Linked DNA regions of Mus musculus: all the other regions are linked to region 3. The links are chromatin loops, found by intact Hi-C in ENCODE. Cell type or tissue: heart. All regions are shown on one strand.

The links. Hi-C counts contacts between places; a loop is a spot of excess contacts. Peaks named below come from ENCODE experiments on the same cell type or tissue, not always from the same donor. Only the 100,000 strongest peaks of a DNase experiment are listed, where the experiment ranks them.
Region 1: a loop joins it to region 3, with 2.5 times the contacts of the local background. A loop is called at or near these places in 4 of 42 quality-filtered maps.
Region 2: a loop joins it to region 3, with 2.5 times the contacts of the local background. A loop is called at or near these places in 2 of 42 quality-filtered maps.

What each region holds. Positions count from the first base shown.
Region 1 is chr7:123,123,965-123,131,964 of GRCm38, forward strand. It overlaps Tnrc6a (trinucleotide repeat containing 6a), which reads left to right. Exons shown (of 24, transcript NM_144925.3): 1 at 1-368; 2 at 704-751. The coding sequence starts at 364. Among named protein-coding and RNA genes, the nearest start is that of Tnrc6a, 4.1 kb to the left of the region's middle. In heart, CTCF peaks have their summits at 3,546 and 4,223 (motif pointing right); a DNase peak (open chromatin) is centred at 167; H3K4me3 peaks cover 2,213 bases; H3K27ac peaks cover 1,307 bases.
Region 2 is chr7:123,367,830-123,375,829 of GRCm38, forward strand. Arhgap17 (Rho GTPase activating protein 17) reads right to left here and starts at 2,086. Exons shown (of 20, transcript NM_144529.2): 1 at 1,925-2,086. The coding sequence starts at 1,977. In heart, CTCF peaks have their summits at 2,555 and 3,819; a DNase peak (open chromatin) is centred at 2,162; H3K4me3 peaks cover 2,653 bases; H3K27ac peaks cover 2,236 bases.
Region 3 is chr7:122,966,563-122,974,562 of GRCm38, forward strand. It overlaps Rbbp6 (retinoblastoma binding protein 6, ubiquitin ligase), which reads left to right and starts at 4,002. Exons shown (of 18, transcript NM_011247.2): 1 at 4,002-4,565. The coding sequence starts at 4,400. 4930413G21Rik (RIKEN cDNA 4930413G21 gene) reads right to left here and starts at 3,897. Exons shown (of 1, transcript NR_045614.1): 1 at 2,496-3,897. In heart, a CTCF peak has its summit at 3,360; DNase peaks (open chromatin) are centred at 3,299 and 3,849; H3K4me3 peaks cover 4,809 bases; H3K27ac peaks cover 2,490 bases.

The DNA.
Region 1 (8,000 bases), 160 kb after region 3:
CCGCTCTTGCCAGGCCCCAGAGCCGCTCGTGGGGAACCTCGGAGTTCCCCGACAGCTCCGGCGAAGTCCTGGACGCGTCAGACAGTTGTCAAGTGGCTGCCTCGTCCGGCAGGCCTAGTTGCTAGGACCTCCATCTTGGGGCTCCCGGGCCACGGCGCCCCCGGAAGGGGTTGCGAGTGGGGCATTCACTTCCGGTCTGGGGCCTGCGGCGGCAGCGGTGGCGGCGGCGGCGGCGGCGGCAGCGGGACGGTGTAGAAAATGGCGCTGGTGCAGCGGCTCGGGCCTGTCCCCGCGGCGCTGCGGAGGGCTTGAGGCTCGCGAGCCTCGTTCCCCGCGCCTCACGCGCTAGTGCACTTTACACACATGAGGTGAGCGGACCGGAGGGGAGGCTCGCTCGGGGGGCCAGGAGCCAGCCTCCGGCGCTGCCGCAGGACCCCCTCGGGCTGATGGGCGGCGGCGCGGGGCAGTCCCCGGGGGGACGCGGGCGTGGGCGGGAGTCCCGGGCGGTCCGGGAAGCTTGGTCCGGCGCGGGCTACGGCTCTGGGCTCGGTCGCCCTGGGCTCGGCGGCCCGCAGCGCTGCAGCCCGCAGCCCCGCCCCTCCCCCACCGCGCGGGCGCTCTGCCGCAGCAGCTCCGTTTTCACGCGCATCCCCTCCCCCCGTTTTTTTTTTTTTTTTGTGTTTGTTTTTGTTTGCTATTTCAGAGAATTGGAAGCTAAAGCTACCAAAGACGTAGAGAGAAATCTTAGCAGGTAAGATGGGCGAGCCTTCGGTCTCCCGCCCCTTTATAATCGTGTGTTTCCACTCTGCTTCGCTCTTCCTGGGTTTACGGACCCCCCCCCCCCAACCTCCACCCCCACCCCCCAACCCCGTGTCATTTGCTTTCGCACTCACGGAACAGACATTCGGGAGAAACGGCCTCAGGGAATATTGCATGGGGGGGGCATTGCAGGGAGACGCGTAATTACGAGTGTGTTCGTTCTTAAAAAGAAAAGCAAAAGGCAGTTCTTGTAAACTTAGTTAAAGCATTCTCACCCTTTTAGAATTTAATTAGGGGACTTGTGCATTAATTACTATTGTAAATGGTTGCAGGCATTGTGTGACTCATGATTGAGGCGGCCCTTATGGCGGGCTGTCAAACTGTTTTGGCTTCCCCGTTATTACTTTGTAGCTAAATTGTTGCCTTTATAAAAAGATACTATGTGTTCACATTTTTTCCTCTCTGTCTCTGCACATTGTAGTCAGGCGGATTCTGTTGCATTGGAAACAGTTTTGTCCTTGAACTTCATGAAGCATAAACTGCGTTTTGTTTTCCTTTGAAACTACATTTTAGTCTGTGTTCAGTGTGTGCTCTTTTTATCAGTTGGGAAAGTAATTAAAAATTGTTACCAGTAAGTGATTATCACTTCTGCTGGGTCTGAGTGCTTTTGCACTGGTAACTGGTAAGCATCAAATACTACCTCAAAAGAGAAGTGGGGTTTTTTTTTGTTTGTTTGTTTGGTTAGGTTTTGTTTGTTTGTTTGTTTTTTTGTCTCCTACCCCGAAGTAATGCATTTCTGGAAAACGTTTAGTTCTATTGAGCTGTAATTTCTAAATTATCAGAGAATTGTACTATACTTGACCCGTTTTCAGATCCACGTTTAAACAGACTTTTCCTTTACCTATTTGTTTTTGCATCATATTTAGACACTCAGAAACTTACAGATTAATACAGTAAAAACAACTTCCATTTGTTTTAGGTCTTAATATGGCTTACGTTTGTTTACTGGAAGTTCTAGGCTTATGTTGGGGTTATTAGCACACTTGTAATTGCACAAGTATTTTTCACCATGTAGAATTAATTGTTCCAAATTTCTGGCTTTTTGATTTTATAAATGTTAATCTGTTGGGGTGACTGTTACAGAATCTGTTCTCTTGGCAAAGAAACAGTATTGGCTTACCCATTAAGGGGTTTTTCTGGAACTCTAAATAATTATGGAATCATTTAAAGGGACCTTAAGAGCTGATACCAGTGGCTAAATGTCAGCTGGATGTTTAAACAAGTTATATTGTGAAAAGCAGGAAAGAAAGAATAAGATACAGAACCGAACGAAATAGATTGAATTATTGAGATGTAATTTTTAGTAATAGTATAGGTTTTGGATCTTTTTCTCCTTTCAATTTTTCTGTGAGGGTACCTAGAATTTAGGTAAACATTGTAACACAAGCATGATTTTCCACTTCATTATGATTGGACAGAACTTGGAATCTCTTCTCTTGGCCTCGTTTGAATTCCAGCTCTGCCACTTAAAATGACCTTGACTCTTGGCAGGTCACTTAGCCTCTGTCTAATCTATGAAACGAGAGGCTTGGGCCATCTTAGTTACTAAGGTCTGTTAGACCCCCTTAGGTCAGTGTCCACAGAGGGCATGTACAATTAGGTGGGAGAGCTCTCATATATACTTAAATAACGGTGGTACAAGGTAGTTGATGGAAGGGTCGAGAGGAGATGTCATTTCATTCTCCTGCTTGAGGAGATTCATTCATAAGATCATTAGGTATGAAAAAGAAATATATAAACAGTTTAAGGCAGAACGTCCAGTGAGGTGGGACCAGTTCTTTTTGTTTAAAGTTAAGGTGCTTTGAGTAGGAGGAAGGTGATTAGATTAGATTAGATTAGATTAGATGGGCACCTGCTTTATTTTTCCCGAGTTTGAAAGTATCACTCTTTATCCATTACTACCCTGCTCAGGAAGTCATGGTTGGTAGTATTCACCCTAGTAAACTGAGTATTTTCTGGGAACCAGTATCATCTGCCTGGTATACCCATCTAAAGACTTTGTATACCTCCTTATTCTTGAGTGTCTGGGTGAACTAGGTGTTCTTAGTTCTTGTGCTTTACATATAAGAGGCTTGAGGTATGTGCTGAGTTTAAAGTCTGACCGTTAGTAATTTCAGGAGCCATCAGTTTTCATGCTGTGTTTAAACTCTTTACTGAAGGTAAGGTGCTGCACTTTGAAAAACTGCAAAATTTCTTTTAGGAAATAGAACCTACAACTGCATGCAGTATGCTTATCTTGGAGTTTCTCACCATGGACACATTTTGGACCAGCTAATTAATTATTTGAAGACTGTCTTTTATAGTGCAGGATGTCCACTGTTACCAGGAGTACCCTCTACTCAGTATTTGTAATGATCAGCATGTTTTCAGTTTCTGAGAAAGGTCCATCGGGAATGGAAGGTAGGGATGTGGATAGCATTGTTGGAGATCTTGGTTCAGGGTTTGAATATGAAAAGTTCTAAATATGTAAATAATTCATCAGGAATCTTTTTGTATCATGGAAGCCCAGCGAACACTAGTGTGTGTGTGTCTAGCTTAGAAGCTCTGTTCTGTGTGGGCCAGAGTTGGGCTGGCATTCTTCTTTTCTGTGGTAAGTAGCAAGTCCTTACCAAGGCAGTGCCAGGTGTCAAACACAGTGGCATGAGGGATGCATTTAGCTAGCTTTTTAAATTAATTGTTGGCCTTTAGAATTGCCTCGTTCTGTCAGTACCATGAACATTCAAGAGAGGGAGCTGTAATGCTTAGATGAGGGTGACTGCCACTGGAGTGGACTAAGGAAGAAAAGACTCAAACCTAGTAAGCACACAGGGATTTTGTGTGCAGAGATAGCAAGCAGTTAACCAGACAGTCTTAAGACATGGTGTGTGGAGGTCTTTTACTCTAAGGCTGAAAACTTATATACATAGTCTAAGGAGCCACTGCCCACCTCCTGGTAGGATAGCACTGTGATAGGAAACTCTTTAAGGCTGGAGATTGTGACCAGGTATAATTGTTGGCAGTAGTTCTCTAGGTGAAAGCTGATAAGGATTTGCATGAAAGTGTTGGTAGAGAAAAGTAAGTATGAGCGGATCCTGGCATTTCAAAGTAGGTTAGTTGTGAGAGGAGTTCACATAGCTAAGATTCTCCATTTAGGATAAAGGAGAGATCGACCCAGTCTCAGAGTAAAATAGAAGTTTGTATGAGGAGAAACAATATTGGTAAAAATTGCCAGTTTAGAGGGGAAACAGAAACCTTCCATTAACTAGTACAATTTAGTTGATGCAAAACAACTTCTAAAAAAATAAGTTTGTCTGTATGAGTGTTTTGCCTGCAGGAATATCAGTGCACACATTGGTCCCAGTGTACAATTGGTACTCATTGGAAGCCAGAAGAGGGTGTCAGATCCTCTGGAAGTGGTGTTACAGGTTGTTTAAACTGCCGTGTGGCTGCTGGAATTTGAACTGCAGCCAGTGCTCTTAACTGAGGAGCCATCCCTCCAGTCCCCAACTGTTGTAATTTTTGAAAGTATTTTTAGAGGCTAAGCTACAAAATTACTGAATATTCAGAGCTGGACCTTAAGGTAGATATCAGCTGGTATCATTTTTTTCAAGTGAGAAAATTCTGATTGAGAGACAGTCTTCAAATGAGAGAGCTGGGATTCCAACAAGCCTTCTCCAATTCAAGTGTTTTTTACTACCCATTAGATAAGATATAACATGTTTCTGCTTTCTTTCCAAAAACAACAATGATGTCAGTTTTTTCATGCACATTCTAATGATTCCTATAATTTAGGTATGTTGTATAAGTAGAAGTTAACATAATTTGTGATACTGATCCCAGCTCCCAAGTCAACTGTTAAATGGCCATTGTACAACAAATATTAAAGATGCTGTAAACCAAATAGCATCTAATGTGGGAAACTTTTGTTTGAACCATGAGTGTCTGGAGCAGAGGCAGTGTCGCAGGAAACCCAGGATAATAGGAGTGGCCAGGGTATACGTCTCTAGATAGGGTTGTCTCTTCTTGCCATCATCCTAATTTTGTTAGACTTTTCTGTTGCTTCCTCTGATGTAGCTTGCAGGATAGGCTTCTTCCTAGCTTAATTTAGAGATTATGTAGCAAATTAGTTGCTATTAAAAAATGCAGGCTGTGAACTTGAAACTGAGAATACTCTGGAAATTTGAATCTAAACATCATAAAAATAGTTTTGAATTTTGGCATATCAAATATATCTGAAAGTATAACTTGAAAGACAAAGTCTTTTGTAGTTTTATTTTATGACAACCCCAGGAATTTTGCCCATGATTGGAAATACTAAAACAGGGTATGTTACATATATGCCATTCAGTCTGAACTAATCTCACTCCAAGGAAAATCCATCTTCTATTTTTCACTTGTGGGCTGAAGAGATGAGTAGGCAGTTAAGAGCTCTTGTTGCACTTGCAGAGGACCCAAGTTCCATTCAAGTTCAGCACCCACATTGGCTGGTTCCCAAGCAGCTGTAACTCCAGTTCTGGGGGATCTGATATCCTCTTTTAGACTCCATGGGTGCTTGCACTCACACATGCACATACAAACATAATTAAAAATAAAGTTAGTCTTAACAAAAAGTCATTTCTAATCTTAAACAAAGCACCAAAACGAGTGTAGCACCGCTTCTTAGGAGTATGTTACTATGTTTGTTTTATCATTTATACCCCAGACCCCAAATACAGAAGTATGTTCATGCAGTACAGAGCCTCTTGTGCATGACGGTCGGCGACCACACATGGAGTGTGTAGCGTCCGTCCCCTCAGGGTGATCCGATCCAGACTTCTTACTCTTTCTGAGGCTTATTCAGCTCTTGCACTTGACGCTGGCCTACTTAGTGTTCCTGCATGTTAGGAAATGCTACGTAGTTTAAACTGAAACTCAGAGTATTATTAAATTTACAAAAATTGCAAATCCACTTTAAATTTGAAGGTGGTGATTGCTACCTTTTAAAGTGTTATTTTGAAGATAGCTTTCTTATTGATGGACATAAAAGTTGTTTTCAACCTTGATTAGTGATGCTCAAATAAACTTGGTAAGAAAATGAAACATTGGTTATGTTTGTAATGTGTATTCTGGCTTTGTGTTTGTTTTGCTTTTGAGACATTCTTACTATATTAGCTTGACCTGAAATTTGGGATTCTCCTGCCTTACAGTTCCCAGCTCAGAGATTATGAACTGCGACACCATGCCTGCTGTTTAAGCTAGTTTGGTCTTGTGGCTCTAGATAAGGCAATTATGCTGAGTTATAAGGAACCACAGGTGAAAAGAAGTACTTTGAAAAATTGAATATGTGTTTAAACAAAACAAAGCATAAAATCAACCCAGAACCTAACGGGATAAGGTATTTATCAGACTTTCAAAGATTTGGTGTGTGTTAGAGTGGCTGTCAGAAGAGTTAAACTGAGATTGAAGAGAGTAAAATGGACCTGAGGCAGGCTTTCTTTTAGTTTTAAAAGGATGGCCACAAACATAAATATAGTTAACAGTCCTATTTAAGACATCTTACTTGAAGCATCTTTTGCATCCTGTTTTGAGTTGGCTAGGCAGCAGAAATCCTAGCATTTCCTTTCTTGTAACCAGGGAGAAACATTTGCATTTTCGGCAGTAAGGCAGTAGTGTTAGATCACAATGACTCAGCTTCCCATTTTAAAGGAATGTTCAAAACCAATTGAAACCTAGTTGAAAAACGTTTATACTTTGAACCTTAAAAAATATTTTCTGCCAACAGCAGTTGATTGGATTTTGTATAATAACAAACAAGCCTGAGCCAGCCCACTTGTTTTGCTGCTCTTGCTAATGAATTGTAAGTCTGATAGCATTTACTGGGTAGTGTGCTGCAGTGATGCTGGGTGTTTTTTATACTGATGTGTTTTGTTGACTTTAGCCCCTTCTTTCTCCTGTGTCTCTGTTCCCCAAGAAACACATTTGTGGGCTAGCAGAAGGAAAGCTGGTGCTGCCTGCTGCCTAAATATACACTGATCTTAAGAGCATTGTAGCATGCCTGTTGTTAACTGCTGTAACAGAAGGGTGCAAGAGAAATGCATTCTCGCTGAATCCTCAAGCAGGTGTGAGGTGTGTACATGAGACTTAGTGGGAATGTGGCAGGTTGCTTGCTCATTTGGCTCTTTTGGGTCCCTTCTCCAGTGGGGTGCACCTCAGCTCTTCTGAGGTAGAAGCAATGGGGACCCAAATTCAAGGTTATCTTTAGCTACATACAGGTTCAAGGTCACCTGCTTGATGAGACCTTGTCACAAAAAGTATAAAAATGGAAAGGGACATGTGAATATTCTTGGTATTCCTGTAGGTTAGTATTTCAGGCCACAGTTGTAAGGCAACTACTGGAAACTTGTTCCTCAGTGACTATGAAACCAGAGCTTAAACTGTTCAGTACTGTCCTGCTTTTCATCTATTCTCAAATTCCTCTGAAGGGCCTCCCCCCATCACCGAGTCCCTACTGACTGGTCTTGAACTCACTCACTGTCCCTGCCTGAGTGTTGAGACTATGGGCACAGACTCAGCTTTTTAGTAATATCTTTATTAAGATCAAATCTCCATGCATGTGAAGTGTGTGACCTGTACATTCATCACCTCTGATTTCAGAGTGAGTTTATGCTCATATTCCAAACACCAACTATTTAGCAGTCACTGGTCATTTAGCCTGCCTTCCAGCTCCTGCCCTTCACTGATTGATTTTCTGTTTTGAGCATTTCTTTTTTTTTTTTTTTTTTTTTCTGAGGCAGGTTTTCTCTGTATAACCCTGGCTGTCCTGGAACTCATTTTGTAGACCAGGCTGGCCTCGAACTCAGAAATTCGCCTGCCTCTGCCTCCCAAGTGCTGGGATTAAAGGCGTGCGCCACATAACTATGGAATCATGCAATAGAATTCTTTAGTGTTTGTGTCTATCTTACTGTATTTTCAAGCTTTACTTGTATTGATTCATTGTAAGCACTTCATTCCTTTTAATGGGTGAAAGATCCCATCCCACTGCACAGATTTGCCATCTTGCATTTGCATAAATATGTGATTTATTTTTGTTTGTATTGCCAGGAATTGAACCCAGTGCTTCAAATAAATGCCAAGTGTGTGCTGCACTACTAAGCCATACTTCAGCACTGTGCTACTTTATTTATCTCCGAATCATTTAGTAGGCATTTCAGTTGTTTTCACTG
Region 2 (8,000 bases), 400 kb after region 3:
TACCACACCCTTACAGCTCTGTAATAGCTGCAGCTTCCCCTGGCATCCAGCAATAAAGACTTTCAAACAGAGTCAAAGGTCAGGGCCAGAATTACTGTCCCAGTATGAATCACTACCACTCCATCCTGTTCATATTTTCCCAAACTTAATTCCGCAGCACCAGGCAATGCAGGACAAGCTGGAGTCCCAGAATTGACAATTTTGACAGGTCATCTGTCCTGGGATGGGAGTCACACACAGACCCTGGGAATCCAAGACTCATAGGAAAGACTCTCCCGGTGCTCAAATAGCCAACACGAGCAGGTAAAGAGGACGTTTGAAGATAGAAAGCAGGTAGCGCATGGCCTCAAGACGGTGCCCATCCAAGACATCAAGGATCTTCTAAGGACATGGAGACTGAGAGAAGTGAAGAGCATGAAAGGTTATCTATCGGCCAGGTGTGGTAAGAGAGGCTTATGGGAATTCCAGGAAGAGGTTAACATATAAGAAACATAGGCCTCCTGTGGGAACTGAAAGTGGGCAAGTCTGGCCAGAATGTAAAACTAGGAAGAGAGACTAAGGAGAAGCAGGGGCCCACAAAACCCTAACCAGCTTTCAAGGCAGAAAGCTCTCAAGACTTTGCATAAAACCAGCAACTTTCCCTTGTCCCACACAGGACGAAACCTAATCAATAACAAATCTAACAAAGGCATTGTGGCAGCCACTAAGTTTTGATTCTGCCATGCATATCTGCAAGGAGTACAAGACTCACAAGAAAATTATCACTTCTCATCATATTTCTTGTTCATGCCATTAGGATTACTCGCCTTGACCCTAGTCTTTCTCTAACTCTACACGCAACAAAAAACTAGGCATGTGTGGGTTTAAGGGGCAGGGACTGAGTCTGGATAGAGGATACCAAGATTACATGATGGAGGGATTTTTCTTCCCTTCTATTTTTCTTTTTAGAAATTCAATAACAAAACTTAGCAAAAGGTTGGGGGAAATGAAACATTGTAAAAAGCAAATTTAGAAAACCCAAGAGGAAGTAAAAGTATTTTCGTACACATAAAAAAAGAAGTGTCTCACGTGCTTCAACCAAACCAAACTGTCCTTAACTGCTAAGGGAGGAGGGTAACAGCAAGAGCTGTGAAAAACCCATCTATCTTCGTGCAGAATAACCAGCAAATTGGTTCGGCAAAGCTATCCGCCCTGCAAGACCTTGAAATATTTGTTCCAGATAGCACAGCACATGACAACAGCCTCCTGAAAGCTCTAAAAACCGCAAATCGTTCCTGTTCTACAGCCTACTCATCTACTGTCCCTCCTGTATTCTTTCATTAAAAAAAAAAAAAATCAGTTTCTTGTCAAGCACTCACTCAGTGTCAGAAAATACCACATCCAAGGTGAGATGAGAAAAGGCATCCTTTTCGCTTTCCAAACCTCTAGACCTCAAGAACTCACAGCAAACTCCCAAAAGCCTGGATTTTGAGACTGCAGTTCTCGATTCCTTCACAGAGGGGAGGGGGGCTGAACTTAACTGGGCAAGCCACAGTAGCCTAACACCCCTTAGGTTCCCAGTGACCAGCAAGCTCTTCTAGGAGGAAGGCTGCAACAGCGGATCAGCGGGGAGAGCCTGAGAACACCGGCCCCAAAGCTGCGCGCCTGGCACTGCGAGAGGCACACAAGTTTACGGAGTTTTCGCACCAGGCGGCGAGCTCCGGCTGGCGGGGACAGGGAGGAGTAAAGACCCTCGTGAGTCTCCCGAGGACGATGCTCCTCCGGCCAGGACAATGGGCAGCGCCCAAGCCGTAGCTAGGCGCAGACCCCCGCCCCGCGGGGCCCAAGGCCGGGCCGCGCCCGGCTCTCCCCGCTCCCCGGCTCCTCGCGCGCAGGACCGGCCCGCCCCCCGCGCGCCCCCCGCCGGCGCGACCCGCGCACTCGCCTGCCGACAGTCTGATTGGCCAGCTGCTTCATGCGGTTGAATTGCTTCTTCATGGCGGCGGCGGCGGTGGCGGCGCGGCAGGCGGGCGGAGGAGAACTGGGGACCGTCTGGCGGGTCCTACCTACATCGCTTCCCGGCCCCGGAGGCGGTGACGGAGGCTACAATTCGGCCCCGCCCCTCGCCGCGTCACTTCCAGCGTCGCCGCCCGCCCCTACCACGAGTTGGGCCGAGCCTAGCCGAAAGAGGCCGAAACCAGAGAGGTGGAACAGGTGCGGACGGACCCAACATGGGCGGAGTTAAGTGGTTCAGGGCGGGGACCAATGAGGCCGCGCCGAGGTGGGTAGAGCCGAGCCGAACAGGGTCGAAACTAGATAGGTGGAGCCGAGCTTGGTCCGGCCGAAACCGGAGAAGTCAGGCGTAGCTGGACGGAGCAGAGCTGGGCGAACTTGAGTGGAGCCGAACCAATCGGTGAGCGGAGAGGAATGGAGTTGAGCCAATCGGAGACGGACGAGAGTGGCTCTGCTAAGAAGAGCGGAGACTACCCCAGCCCGGCACCTGGACACAGCGGTTCTGAATTAGAGCTGGGCAGGATGGGCCGAGCAGAGCCAAACTTAGCTACCTACTCTAGTGGTGACAACTAGAACGCAAGTGAGCCTCGCAGATCCTGGTCCGGTCCGGCAAGGCGGAACACAGGGATGGGGTCTTGTCCAGTCGGACCCGGAGTCAGGCCAGCCCGGGAAGGGGTTTGGGGGGAGAAGAGTCCGGCCAAGCCGAGCGGAATAGTAGTCCTAGACGAGTGATGCCCGGTCAAGTGAAGGCGAACTGAAACGAGCTGAGGTTAAGCTGAGCGAGTGGACCTAACCTATAGCGGCGGGTCAGACCAGGGTTTATCCTAACCTAGCAGGAGTGAGCTGAAGCAGATCTATAGGGTGAACCAGCTCCGCGCCCTCAGTACTTGAACTGGTCCATGGGAAAGGCCAAAAGAGTAGGGTCAATCAGATGAGGACCCCCAGACTCCCCAGCCAAAGGAGACTGGCCTTCCCTAGGCCCCTGCACTGATGGGCCTCTGAGTCCCCGCTGCCATAAATGACCGCGAGGTTCTGATTCCCAGCCCTACAGTAACAGGCTGGGGAACTTGGTGGGATCATTTCGCATTGCTGAGCCCTTTCGTCCAACTGAGCCAAGTTAGTTTTATGACCCGCAGCCATGTCCTCCTGACTTGGCAGCCTTGGCTCCACACAACATTCCCTGTGCCCCGTGGGCTAAGGCATCCTTTACAGGCTGTGCGATGGTTTAAAGTGTCAACGTGACAGAATCTAGAATCACCTTGGAAACAAATCTCTGTGTGTGTCTGTGAAGAAGTTTCTACATCAGGTTAATTGACGTGGGAAGATCCACTCTAAATGTGGGCCACAGCATTCCATCATCTGTGGCCCCAGACCGCAGAAAACTAGCTGAGTTAGGAGCTTTCGTCTCCTTCTGCTTTCTGAACGTGGAGGCAGTGTGGTCTTCCTGCGAGCTGCCTCAAAAAACTGTCTATTGCAGTGCCTTCCCCATCATGGTAAACATCCCTTCCTAGAACTGGAAGCTGGTTTAAATCCTTCCTCCCTCACATTGCTTCTTGTCCTGCATTTTCTTAAAACAGAGAGCAAAATAACTAATGCAGGATGCATCTTGAGCTCAAAGAACAAGAAAATTAAAAATCTGTAGCGATTACAACACAAGTGTGGACCCTCAAGTCAGGCAGCAAACTGCAAGTCACCAACATTAATTACAACAGGAAGTGTTGAAATAAGGCTTTGTTTTGGTTTGGGTTTTTGTTTTGTTTTGTTTTGTTTTGTTTTTGAGGAGTCTCATAGCTGAGAATGGCCTTAAATTACTGATCCTCCTGCCTCCACCGGCCAAATGCTAGAATTACAGGCTTGTGGCACCCCGTCCAACAAGATTTATTAAAGCAAGACAGACAGGACTTCAAGACCATTTGCCAAACCTGAGTCAGCCATTGAGTCACTACATTCAGATGCTACCATGAAACTAGACAGTGGCGACATAGGCCTGAAAACCCAGCTACTCAGGAGGCTGACACAGAAGGATCACAAATTCCAGGTCAGCCTGGGCTACAGAAAGCAGTAAAAGAACAATGCAGAACAGATGTTGTCATCCTATCAGGGAACACTGTACAGACTTCATTCAGTTCCTGTACCAGTCATGCGCTAGCTTACCAAGTGGATGGCGTGGATTTTAATGTCAATTCGGTCACAACATGGACAAGTCAAAGTTTTAAGACGTGAGTGTGGAGCTGATCCTTATGGAGTGTTGCTCAGACTTGCCGGGTAGAAGGAAGAGCTAGTAGGTGGAAAGTGGCGTCTACCACCATAAAGAACTTAAACAGGACAGAAGCCAGGGAACTGTCAACCATCAAGTTCAATTGTCAACCACTGGCATCCAGAAAACCTCAGTGACACTGAACCAAAGACAGAAGAGTTAGAAATCATGTTTCAGCCAAGTGGCTCAGGAATTAAAGTCACCAATCTCTAAACCTCAGACCATGCTAAACACCAGTCTAGAGCGCAAGATGGGTTCTAGCTGCCAAACTTCACAAACTGACTTCCATCCCTGGGACTCGCATGGTAGAAGCAGAGACCTGACTGCAGCAAGTTATTCTCTAACCTACTCTCATCACACACATCCACACCCACCACATACATACACACACACACACACACACACTTAATTTTTTAAAACTGGCCTACCTACAAACAAAAAGAAGAGTCAAGCCCCAAAATTGAAGAACTTGAAGATGCAGTTAAAGATTTAAGTAAATTATTCCCTATAGAAAGTAACATAGAGTTTGACATAGGAAGAATGTGTCTCTGTTTCCATTCAAAAGAAACAAAGTCTTAGATGTAGACCTTTGAAAGTACAGGCTTGTGCAGTAGACCAAAGTGATTCCGTGGAAGAAGAAGGGAAATCTGAAAAGCCTAAGGGAAGTTCAGAGTTTCCAAAGGAATTCAATGCATACACCAAAGAAAACAAGAACACTTATAGCATAGGATGAGAAAAGATTCCTCGAATCCACAGATGAACTTCCTGGAAAAGATGGAACACCTTGGGGAACAACAGAGCAGGGTAAGCCTGTGGCTAACCCTAAAATGCTACATGTTGTCACAGAACTATGTGTCAACATAGTGTGTCTAACGTGTCAAACCACTGAGTCTCAGCCACATGTTAGAAAGACCTGCTTAAGGAGAAAGAGCAACATCAGTGAAAACTCCTGAACCTAAAAAGCAGTGTAAGATGTCCCTGCTTCAGTTTTTAAGAGACGGGCAGGGGTTAATTTAAAAAACCAACACAGGCAAACAACTACCTTCCCTATTCCCAATTCTTTTCAGGGAAAATTCAAGAAGCAGCTCAGTTGGTAGAGTGCTTGCCAAGTATCCCTGGGGCTCTGGGCTCAATCCTCAGCACTGTACAAATTGGCTATAGTAATACAGATCCAACAATTGGAAGGTAGAAAGAGAAGGGTTGTGAATTCAGAGTTACTCTTGGCTATATACAGAATTAGAAAGCAGCCTGAACTATATGAGACCCTTTCTCAAAAAAAAAAAATTCACAAAACAAAGTAGAACAGATCAAAATTCAGCTACATAAAAAAAAAGACAAGACTCAAACACATTCTGATGTTTTTCAAGTAGAAAATGTCCAGTATCTGGATATAGAAACTAACGTAAAAGGAAGAAAAGAACAATCATTTGATTGTTCAAGTAGGACACTCCACTTGCAAATGAAGAGAATGTGTCTCTGATTGAGCACAGCCTGAGCAGCAAGAACTTAGCTCATCAGACACCAAACAGGAGCAGGAACTTCCCAGGCTCTAAAACTGTGAGCAACAAACTTGCCATTTAAGAACCACCAAGTGCAGTGATTGTAGTAGAATGAGGAGGCCATGTTCCAGCTCCTGCAAGCAGGAGAACTCAGCAGCTTCAGTCCTGAGTCTCTTACTTGATTGTCCAGAGGAGGAGACTACTGGAACAATTGATGCTGGTTAGCTGAAGCTAAGAAATTAGTGGTGACAAAGAAGAGACCAACATCACTGAGGTGAAATCTTCTGGGTAGTGTTTTCTGAGAGCACAAAGGAGCTGTATTCCAGAGATAGCCAACCAAGGTTGTACCTTATGCTGCAGCTGGACTTGGTAATGTGTAAGAATCACTCAGGTGGCACTGGTTTCGAAAGCATGAAGGGGTTATGAAGAACAGCTGAGGCTCGGCACTGTGAGAGGCTATGGAAGGCCATTGGTGAAAGTGCAGCTTCAGTTGCAGCTTATGGCCCTGGATTGAAGGGGTCATGCAAAGGAGTTGAGGCTTGGCACCATGAAGAGAGCCTATGAGAGGTTATTGGTGAAGACTAGTTGTAGTGGAAGACCCCAATATTGTAGAAGCCAGTACCATGGGATGATCACCAAGAACAGCAGCAGCAGTAGAGTGGGTCAAACTGTGTTTAGGGCAGAGCTGGAAAAGTGATGGCAGCCCTTTGGAGGAGCCCAGAAGATCATGTATGGATCCCAGACATTGGAACAAGAACTATGAAGTTGACTTGGAGCCCCCAAGATATTAAAGATGCCGGAGCAGGGGGATATCTGTTGAGGAAAGCAACAACACTCCTTGCTGCAAACAAGGAGTGGAACCAGCCCAGGAGAAAGCAGGCAACACAGGTGAAAAAGGAGTTAGAGATCTGAACACTGCTTTGACATCAGCCACGGAGATGCAGAGTATGGAGTTTGCCCAGCTGGTTCCCTATCTTGCTTTGGGAATTACTGTTAATTTATTGGTTGAATCTCAGAAGAGACTTAGAACTTTGGACTTTTAATGTTGTTGAAACTACTATAGACTATGGGGACTTTGAAAGTTGGACAAAATGTATTTTGCATTATGCTATGTTTAGGTATGGCCCCCATAGATTCATATGTTTGAACAAGCCTATGGGGGCCAGGGAATGGAATGTTATGGTTTGTATATGCTCAGTCCAGTGAGTGGCACTATTAGAAAGTGTGGCCCTTTTGGAGTAGGTGTGTCACTCCGTGTGTGGGCTATAAGACCATCCCCCTAGCTGCCTGAAATTTAGTCTTCCATTAGCAGCCATAAGATGAAGAGGTAGTTCTCTCAGACCTTTCTTACCATACATGCATAGATGCTGCCATGTTCTTGCCTTGATGATACTGGACTGAATCTCTGCACTTGCAAGCCAGCCCCAATTAAATGTTCTTTAGAAGAAAAAAAAAAAACCTCACCAAATGTATGCTCGTGTGGCTGCCCAGATTTTGGCCAGTTTTGCTGACTTTTGTGCCTTGTTTATAATTTTATTAATATTTTTTTAAATGTGCAAATGAAAGCATCATGCACAAAGATTAATCAGACCCAAAGTTTAAAACTTGATGAACTTTCATACAGTTAGAGTTGGCATTCCAAATAAAACTTGGGACTGCATACCACTCTAATGGCAGGGGTGCATGGCCAAAGAAGTGATTCGTTGCATTAGAATCCCATAGACAACTTATAATCATGTTGGGTCACCTGGAAGCTCCAGAAAACATGAATGGTTACCACTAAGTCACTGAAGGGATCTCTGATGATAGCAACAGGAGTACCTGTCGATTTTATTTTGGAGAAAGTCTAGAGCTTTTTGTTGGAGGGTCTTATTCAAGGCAGTCCGAGTTGTTCAGGTACCCTGAGTAGCCTGACCCTTCCAAGATAAAGCTAATTGTGACTGAAGGGTCATTCAGAGAGGCAGATCATTATGGGATGACATCCCATACAACCTGTTGTTGACATATTTGTTACCTATGGACACCCGCAGGGGGTGTAGAATGAGTGCCACATGAAGATGCTAAGCCTGTGAGTTGCTTTGCAGAGGACTACTTCAGGGAAAGATGTGTTATTTCCCTGTGATGGTTAGCGTTAAATGCCAGCTTGGCAGAATCTAGAGTTTCTTGGGAGATGGGCTCCTGAGGATGCCTATAGATCATTCTCCTGATAATATTATTTGAAGGAGGAATACCCATGCACTATGGGTGGCACT
Region 3 (8,000 bases):
CAAAAAGTTCAAGGTCATCCATCAGTAGCTCCACAAAAACAAGCTGAAGAATAACCTGGGCTGCACGAGACTCTGTCTCAAAAACAAAGACTGAAAAACTTGTAACAAAGTGTTTTTGTGTTGCTGGGAATAGACTCAAAGGCAGCACTGAAGCAAGTAGTACTCTACCATTGACCCATGTTCCCAGCCCATCCCCCTTTCCCCACTTTTTTGGACAATATATTCCACTGAAAAGGTTGGATACTGTGTGATTCTCATTATGTCACGTTTTGGAAAAGGCCAAACTATGAGACCAATAAAAACATGAGTAACTGCCAGGCGTGGTTGCGCCCACGCCTTTAATCCCAGCACTTGGGAGGCAGAGGCAGGCGGATTTCTGAGTTCGAGGCCAGCCTGGTCTACAAAGTGAGTTCCAGGACAGCCAGGGGTATACAGAGAAACCTTGTCTCAAAAAACCAACCAAACAAAAAAAGGTAAGTAACTGCAGGAGTTTGAGGTTGGTAGGGAGGCGAGCATCAGAGCTGCCGATGTAACTCAGTGTAAGAATGCCAACTCCTCATGAAGGAGGCCCTATATACAAAACAAAATTCTTTATACAAAACAAAAAACATAGCCTGTTTAAAGCAGAGTGAACTGTGTTGTAAATTATGGACTTCAGCTAATAACAATAGAGTGATACTAGTTCCTCAATTGTAGCAAATTACCACACTAAAGCAAAATGGTAAACAAACAAACAAACGTCTATGAAAAGAGGGCATTTCTGTGGTACCCGAATGCTTACTCCTCAGTGTGTCTGAACCTCCAGAAAACAAAGTCTCTGAGGAAGAATAAGAAGAGCTTCGGCATATCCTACTGCATGATTCCGAGACACAAATTCCTCCTCTGATTAGATTCTGATACCTCAGGGTGTGGCCCAGGGATCAGGTGTTGGATTTGGTAAAGGAATTAACTATGGTGAGGAGTTGTAATTCTTTTTTTTTTTTTTAATTTTTTTTTCTTTAAAGATTTTTTTATTTATTTATTTGTTTATTTATTTATTATATGTAAGTACATTGTAGCTGTCTTCAGACACTCCAGAAGAGGGGGTCAGATCTTGTTACGGATGGTTGTGAGCCACCATGTGGTTGCTGGGATTTGAACTCTGCACCTTCGGAAGAGCAGTCGGGTGCTCTAACCCACTGAGCCATCTCACCAGCCCCAGGAATTGTAATTCTTACCACACTCACCAAAGACCCCTCTCTCTTACCAAAGACGAACTAGTTCCCTAGTTCCTTCTTCTGCAACTCTGTCCTCTTTCATTCAGGTTTTTTTGTTCTTGTTTTTGTTTTTTTGTTTTTTGTTTTTTGAGACAGGGTCTCACTCTGTAGCTCTGGTTGGCCTATTCCAGGATGCTCTGGAATTTACCAAGATCAGTCTGCCTGTGCCTCTCAAATGCTTGGGTACCAACATGCCTGACAGTCACCCGGGTTTTTAAGAAAGTCACCCTAGACCATAGAGAAAGAAATTTTGAATTACCGAAGAAAAGAGGGAGAAACTAATCACATAAAAATTAATCTATAAGTGACTTATTTAAGCTGTGTTTCTGTCTCTGGGGTTATCTCTGATGGTTAGCTAACATTGCCATGGTATTTCTATAGATAACATCAAAATGTACCTACAGTGTCCAAATACTCTTTCAAGACTTAGGAATGTCACAAAAATCGGGGTAAATTTCATGCTCTTAGCTGAGAGAATGGGAAAGATCATCCAACCAACAAAAACCCAGTAACACTGGCACTCTGTTTTTTTGTTTTTGTTTTGGTTTTTTTTTAAAGACAGGGTTTCTCTGTATAGCCTTGGCTGCCCTGGAACTCACTTTGTAGATCAGGCTGGCCTTGAACTCAGAAATCCGCCTGCCTCTGCGTCCCAAGTGCTGGGATTAAAGGCATGCACTACCACTGCCCGGCTCTGGCACTCTGGAAATTGAGGTAAGAAGATTGTGAGTTCAAGACCAGTCTGGGCTACATAGTGAAACCTCAGAACAAACAAGCAAAAAAATAATTAATAAGCCGGGCAGTAGTGGCACATACCTTTAATCCCAGCACTTGGGACGCAGAGTCAGGCAGATATCTGAGTTCGAGGCCAGCCTGGTCTACAGAGTGAGCTCCAGGACAGCTGAGGCTATACAGAGAAACCCTGTCTGGAAAAACCAAAAACCAAAACCAAACAAGAAAATTAATAATAAAAAAAAAAACAACAGAAGAACAAACAGGTATATTCCTTGCAGTTAAGAAGAAAATAAAGGCCAAAATCGATGACTATCTTAATAAGATGGCCTTAGGAAGGCGTTTCTGACAAGATGATTGACTTAAACCAAGTCAGAATCTGGGGCGTTAGCATTCAGGAAGTTTCTGAAAACTCTGCCACCTCTTGGATGTATGATTTTGTTCTCAGTTGCTGAACTTCCTTGAGCCTAGCCTGTAAAATTCAGAGGCTGGACATTGGACACTGTAAATGATAGTAATTGTACAGTTTTAATTTTTATTATTTATGAATTTATAAATGCAATATGTCCCGTATGCCACAAGAGAAAAAGAATGCCAACCCTCCTAAGGGACTTTGTAATTTAAAATGGAATGAGGACCCTGCAACCCAGCAAGCATTCCCTTCTTTGAAAACTCGAAAAATGCACGGCTGTTGGCTTTAGGTTTCTATCTTATAAATTGGAGATATTTTTTTGCTGTTGTTTATTTGACATTTATTAGGCCCCCTGTATTGAGGCACAGATATGCCAGGCATGGTCTTAAATATTGAAATATACTCATGGATTTAATTCTTTATTCTCTGACAGCGTCTTTGGGAGAACGGAGTTACTTCCGACCTAGGAGACTGGGCTCCAGAATTTGCAAACATCAGCGGTCAACGCGGTGCCTAGTACAAGGTAAGAGTCGGACACAGCTCTTAAGATGCTGCTGGTGGTGATGATGGTCCATTCTCACCAGCAGCTTTGGAAGAGCTCAGGGTATACAGTCTGTTAGGAGAGGAGTTGGTGAGCAGCCATCACAGTGATGAGACTCGTGCGTGGGTGGAATTCGCGGTTCACCCCCTCCGCACTTTGGGGCCTCCGCCGCTTAAGCGCCCCTTCCAGACCCGCCCGGTGGGACGGTCCGCCTCCCCCTCTCTGCGGACCCACGTAGTTTCTCCTGTTCTCCGCGTAGCCTCAGGTTCCACGCCGCAAGTCACAAAGCGCCGGGTCACGTGGGCGGGCCGGTGCGCTTTGTGACGCAGACGGCCCCGCCCCCGGCCCGCCTATCGGCGCACGCCCAAGCCCCGCCTCGCGTGCGCCGCCCGTGCAGTCCCTGCTTAAGAGACCCCGGAGTGGGGGCGCTCGCCCGAAGCCAGGCCGCGTCCGCCATAGTGCCTGGCGCGGAGGTGTCGTCGGCGCAGGGTGCGGGCCGGAGAGCGCCCGGGGTTGGGGGGGCAGAACAAAAAAAAAATAATAATAATAAAGAGGGAATCCAGCGACGCCCTCGCCGCCGCCCGACCGTTTCCGGGCTTCCCGACGCGGTCGTGGGCTCAGAGGCGACAGGAGCGGGAGCAGCGCGAGGAGCAGCAAGAGGAAGAGTCGGGCAGCCTCGGTGGTGTCCCCGGGGCCAACGAAGCCGCCTTCCGGGGCCCGGGGTGGTGAGGAAGGGCCTCGCGGCCTAGCTGGGCCCCGCACCGGCTTTGTGTCAGGCGGCGGCGGGGGGGAGGCGGAGCCGAACCGGGCGGCCGCTGGAAGGCCTCTCCTCCGCCGACCGCGCGATCTCGGCCTAGGCCGCGGGCCGCTCGTGGCCTCCGGGGAGCAGGCGCCAGGGTGTGTGTGCGGTGGGGGCCTGGGCCTGGGGACGCCGACGCCGGTCGTCCGGAAGCCGGGAGGAGGCGAGAGGCCGCTCGTGGACTCCGGGCCTAGGCCCTCTCCCCGCAACCTTCTCCCGGGGCCTGGGTCACCCCCATCCACGGAGAGAGACTAGCCGGGAGGTGCGGCCGCTATGGACCCCTGACCCCGCGGGGTCATTCGGACTCTAACGTGTGGACTGACCGCTACTGACTGCACCGCCTGCCCCCGTCTCCTGCCGGCCCTTAGCATGAGCGAGTGGGACCCAGCCGGGTGACATTGTGCCGGTTGGCGGATCCTCGATTGCCCCCTTTCCTGTCTTGCTCCTCCCTCATGAAGCGATTCTGAGTACGGGGGGTTCCGGATTATTGTTCTCACGGACCCCCGCTTGTGGTTGGGGGGGTATTTAATCTGAGGCCTTAGGGTCCTTCGTTGTCTTTTGAGTGTTTTGTGTGTGTACATATTTTGCTCTTAAGTTTATAAATATACATATATTGAGAGTGTCCACGTCTCCTCGCTGAACCTTAGGAATCTTTTGCCACAATGTCCTGTGTGCACTATAAATTTTCCTCTAAACTCAACTACGACACCGTCACTTTTGATGGGCTCCATATCTCCCTCTGCGATTTAAAGAAGCAGATTATGGGGAGAGAAAAGCTGAAAGCTGCCGATAGCGATCTGCAGATCACCAACGCACAGACGAAAGAAGGTAAGAGGCACACGGGCCGCAGATATTTATTGGGGGGAGGGGGGGGCGTCAAGGTTGGTATTTTAAGTTTCTTGTTTCAGGCTTGAACTCCATTCTTACCCGTTGTCATACACAGAGTTTCATTGATAGCCAAGGATTGCAGCACCCGACCTTGGAGTTTAACTGGCCTTCTGAATGCTGGGATCTGTCTTACCTAGCAGGCTGGTTTTCAAAATGGGGCCCCACCTCCTCCTTAATTAAAGTTTTTTAAACAGTGGGATTGGGTTGAAAAGAGAAAAGGGTTGCTACCTGAGTCTGTTGGGTGTTTGCCTTGTGGCCTTTCCCTAACTTGTTTTTCCATCAGGAGAGGAAAGCCTGTGTAAGGTTTCCTATTGGTTAAAGCAGCAGTAGATATAACTTGTTGGCTAATCTAGCAGCGTTTTGAAGCTGATAGCAATTGTCCACTGGCCTTTTATTTATTTATACGGGGTTGCTTGTAGAAAAGGTATTTTTGAGGATTTAGTTAGTGCTGGAATTGGTTTTGTATTTAAAAAAATGTTCTGAGGTGAACACTCTGAGGTGTAATTCCAGAATTAGTGATATTTACTCAAAAGTTATATTCTGTAGCCCAGACTGGCCTCCAACCCCAACAACCCCTTTTGAGCTTCCCAAGTGTGGGGAATGCAGGTGTTAGACCACACTTAACTGTTAAGCAGTTCAGAAAAGTTTCAAAGTGCAAGGCCCTGGGCTCTTCATCCGACACCACCAAAATATATGTGTGTGTGTTTTTCTAAAAAGAATGCTACCATGTGTGAATGTAAGTAAGCCACTGGTTATAAAATTTGAGCTCTTCATTTTAAAAGTAATTGGGTCTAGGTCCCATCTGTCTGTCTGTCTCTCTGATAGTTTCTCTGTGTAGTCCTGACTGCCCTGGAACTCGGATCCACCTGCTTCTGCCTCTCTAGTGCTGGGATTAAAGGTGTTGCGCCACCTTGAACTCGGATCTCTTGCCTCTGCCTTTGAGTGCTGAAATCAAAGGGGTGCACCACCACCCCTGAAAACATCATAGTACTGGGACTTGCTGCCTTTGAGTGCTGAAATCAAAGGGGTGCACCACCACCCCTGAAAACATCATAGTACTGGGACTTGAATGGTGGCAATGTCACAGTCTTCTCTGACTCTAAACTTGTTTTGCTTTCTTTTTCTCAGGGTAGTAATGCTCATGGGATGGGCTCTGTTAGACTTCTAACATTCATTGATAGTGTGAGAAGAGAGTTCTAAATGGAGTTGTTTTATTTATGTTATGGTCTTAATTTTTGGCCTTCTCTACTTAGATCAGGCTAGCCTCTGACTCAGATCAGCTTGCCTCTGACTCACAGATCAGCTTGCCTCTGCCTCCTGAGTGCTGGTATCAAAGACATGTTCCACCAAGCTAAATTTGATAAAAGGTGTGGGATAGGGTTTTTGGTGAGGTTTTGGGGTGTGGTCTCATCGCTATAGTCTGTAGTGTGGTAGGTCAACTAAATCTTGTCAGGTAGAAGACCAGTTTTTCATTTGTAGTACAGACATGCAAATTATAATACTAATATTGTCCGCCGGGCGGCGGTGGTGGTGGTGGTGGTGGTGGTGGTGGCGGCGGCAGCAGCAGCGCATGCCTTTAATCCCAGCACTTGGGAGGCAGAGGCAAGCGGATTTCTGAGTTGGAGGCCAGCCTAGTCTACAAAGTGAGTTCCAGGACAGCCAGGGCTACACAGAGAAACCCTGTCTCAGAAAAAAAGAAAAAGAAAAAAAAAAGAATATTGTCTGTTTTCCTTAAGTACCATTTTGATAATTGTATTTTTTGGTAATTTTACTTAGGAAGCGGAAAAGTTGCTTATGATATAAGCAGCTAAGAAATAAACCTTAAGTCCACCAAAGGCAGCCCTTAGTGTTAAAGTTTACTTTATAAAACACATGGCTTTTTAAGAATTTTTGGCTACATTGTTATAAAATGCTTCTTTAGGAATGAGAGGAAAGGTGATATAAATGAAATTAGGGGATGTTGGACACTTAATTATCATCTACACAGGTTTCAATTCATACAGTTGAATCATTTGAAACTAGGCTTTTTCCATCTTGCTGACAACCAACATTTAAAGGCAGCTTTTTGACTGGAGTAAGTTGTGATTCAAAAATTCTTGTCCACAAATTGACATCATGTGACTTTGCATTCTATTTCTAGCTGACGACAATCTGAAACCTAAAATACAGGGAAGGTCTTCACCTCACAGCACACTTTCTTCTCTGTGCTGCCCTTAATTGAAGAGTTGTGAGAGCTTTCTTCTCAGTTAGGGGAGGGTATTGGTAGGGTTCAGAAAGGAGCTGAAGAGATGGCTTAGTCCTTAGAGGATTTATTATTCTTGTAGAAGACCCCATTTGTGTTCCCAGTGCCCACAGGGGAACTCAAAACTCTTAACGTCTGTCCCCTGGGCCCCTGATGATGACTTCTGGCTCCACAGACAGCAGGCATGCTTGTAGGCACAGAAATAGGCCAAGTTTTACAAGGCAGTTGAATAAGAATTCTACTTGGTTTAGACTCATCTAGTGAATTAAAGGTTGCAAAATAAATGGTTAGAATACTTACAATTTTTAAATTGTCTAGAAGTTTAAGTTACTGATGTACCATGTTTCTGTAAAACATTCCTTTAACTATAGAAATCTATCCAGTATCAAGAACCCTGAACTTTTGGTAATTAGACTTAATCCTGCTTGATTCTAGAGTGTTTATTTCACAATGAATTCCAAATGGTCTTTGAAGAAAACTTTTGAAGGCTAGGCTCACCACCAAAAGTACATTGACTTCTATCTGTCCAGGAAATTTCACACTGAACTTGGTTGATTTGGAAGCTGAGTATGAAGGGGTTCTGTTTGTTTTTATCCTTACTCTATCTGTTCCTTAAATTCATCTTGTTTTTCATTCTATCCATGACTTCTCTGTTTTTAGACAAAACATACACTGATAAGCTTTTTTGTTTTTTCTTCCTGGTGTGAAGTTAAGTGCTCTATCACTGAACTAAATTTCCAGCCCCTAATCCTTTTGAATCTAAAGAAACTACTTGTTAAGGATTTATAAGTCAGGGACGCTTGGGCTTAGGAACCCTGTAACCCCAGATACTCTAATTGGCCAGCAGGAACCTTATATCTGAGGGCGTTAGGGCACCTGACCTTACTACTGTAGTACAGTGTGTTGATCAAATTAATTTGTCATTTGTTCTAACTAGATCTTGCTGTATGTAATCTAGGTTAGCCTTGAACTCAATTGCAATCCTCCTGCTTCAGCAGCCTGGGTATTGGAATTACAGGCATGTTATCATTACCCCACCTAACTAATAAGTTGTCTTTGAAAGTTTTGTGAATACACTTGAGGGTTGTTAAACGTAAAGAAACAGCCAAATGTTTGACACTCCTAAGTTTGGG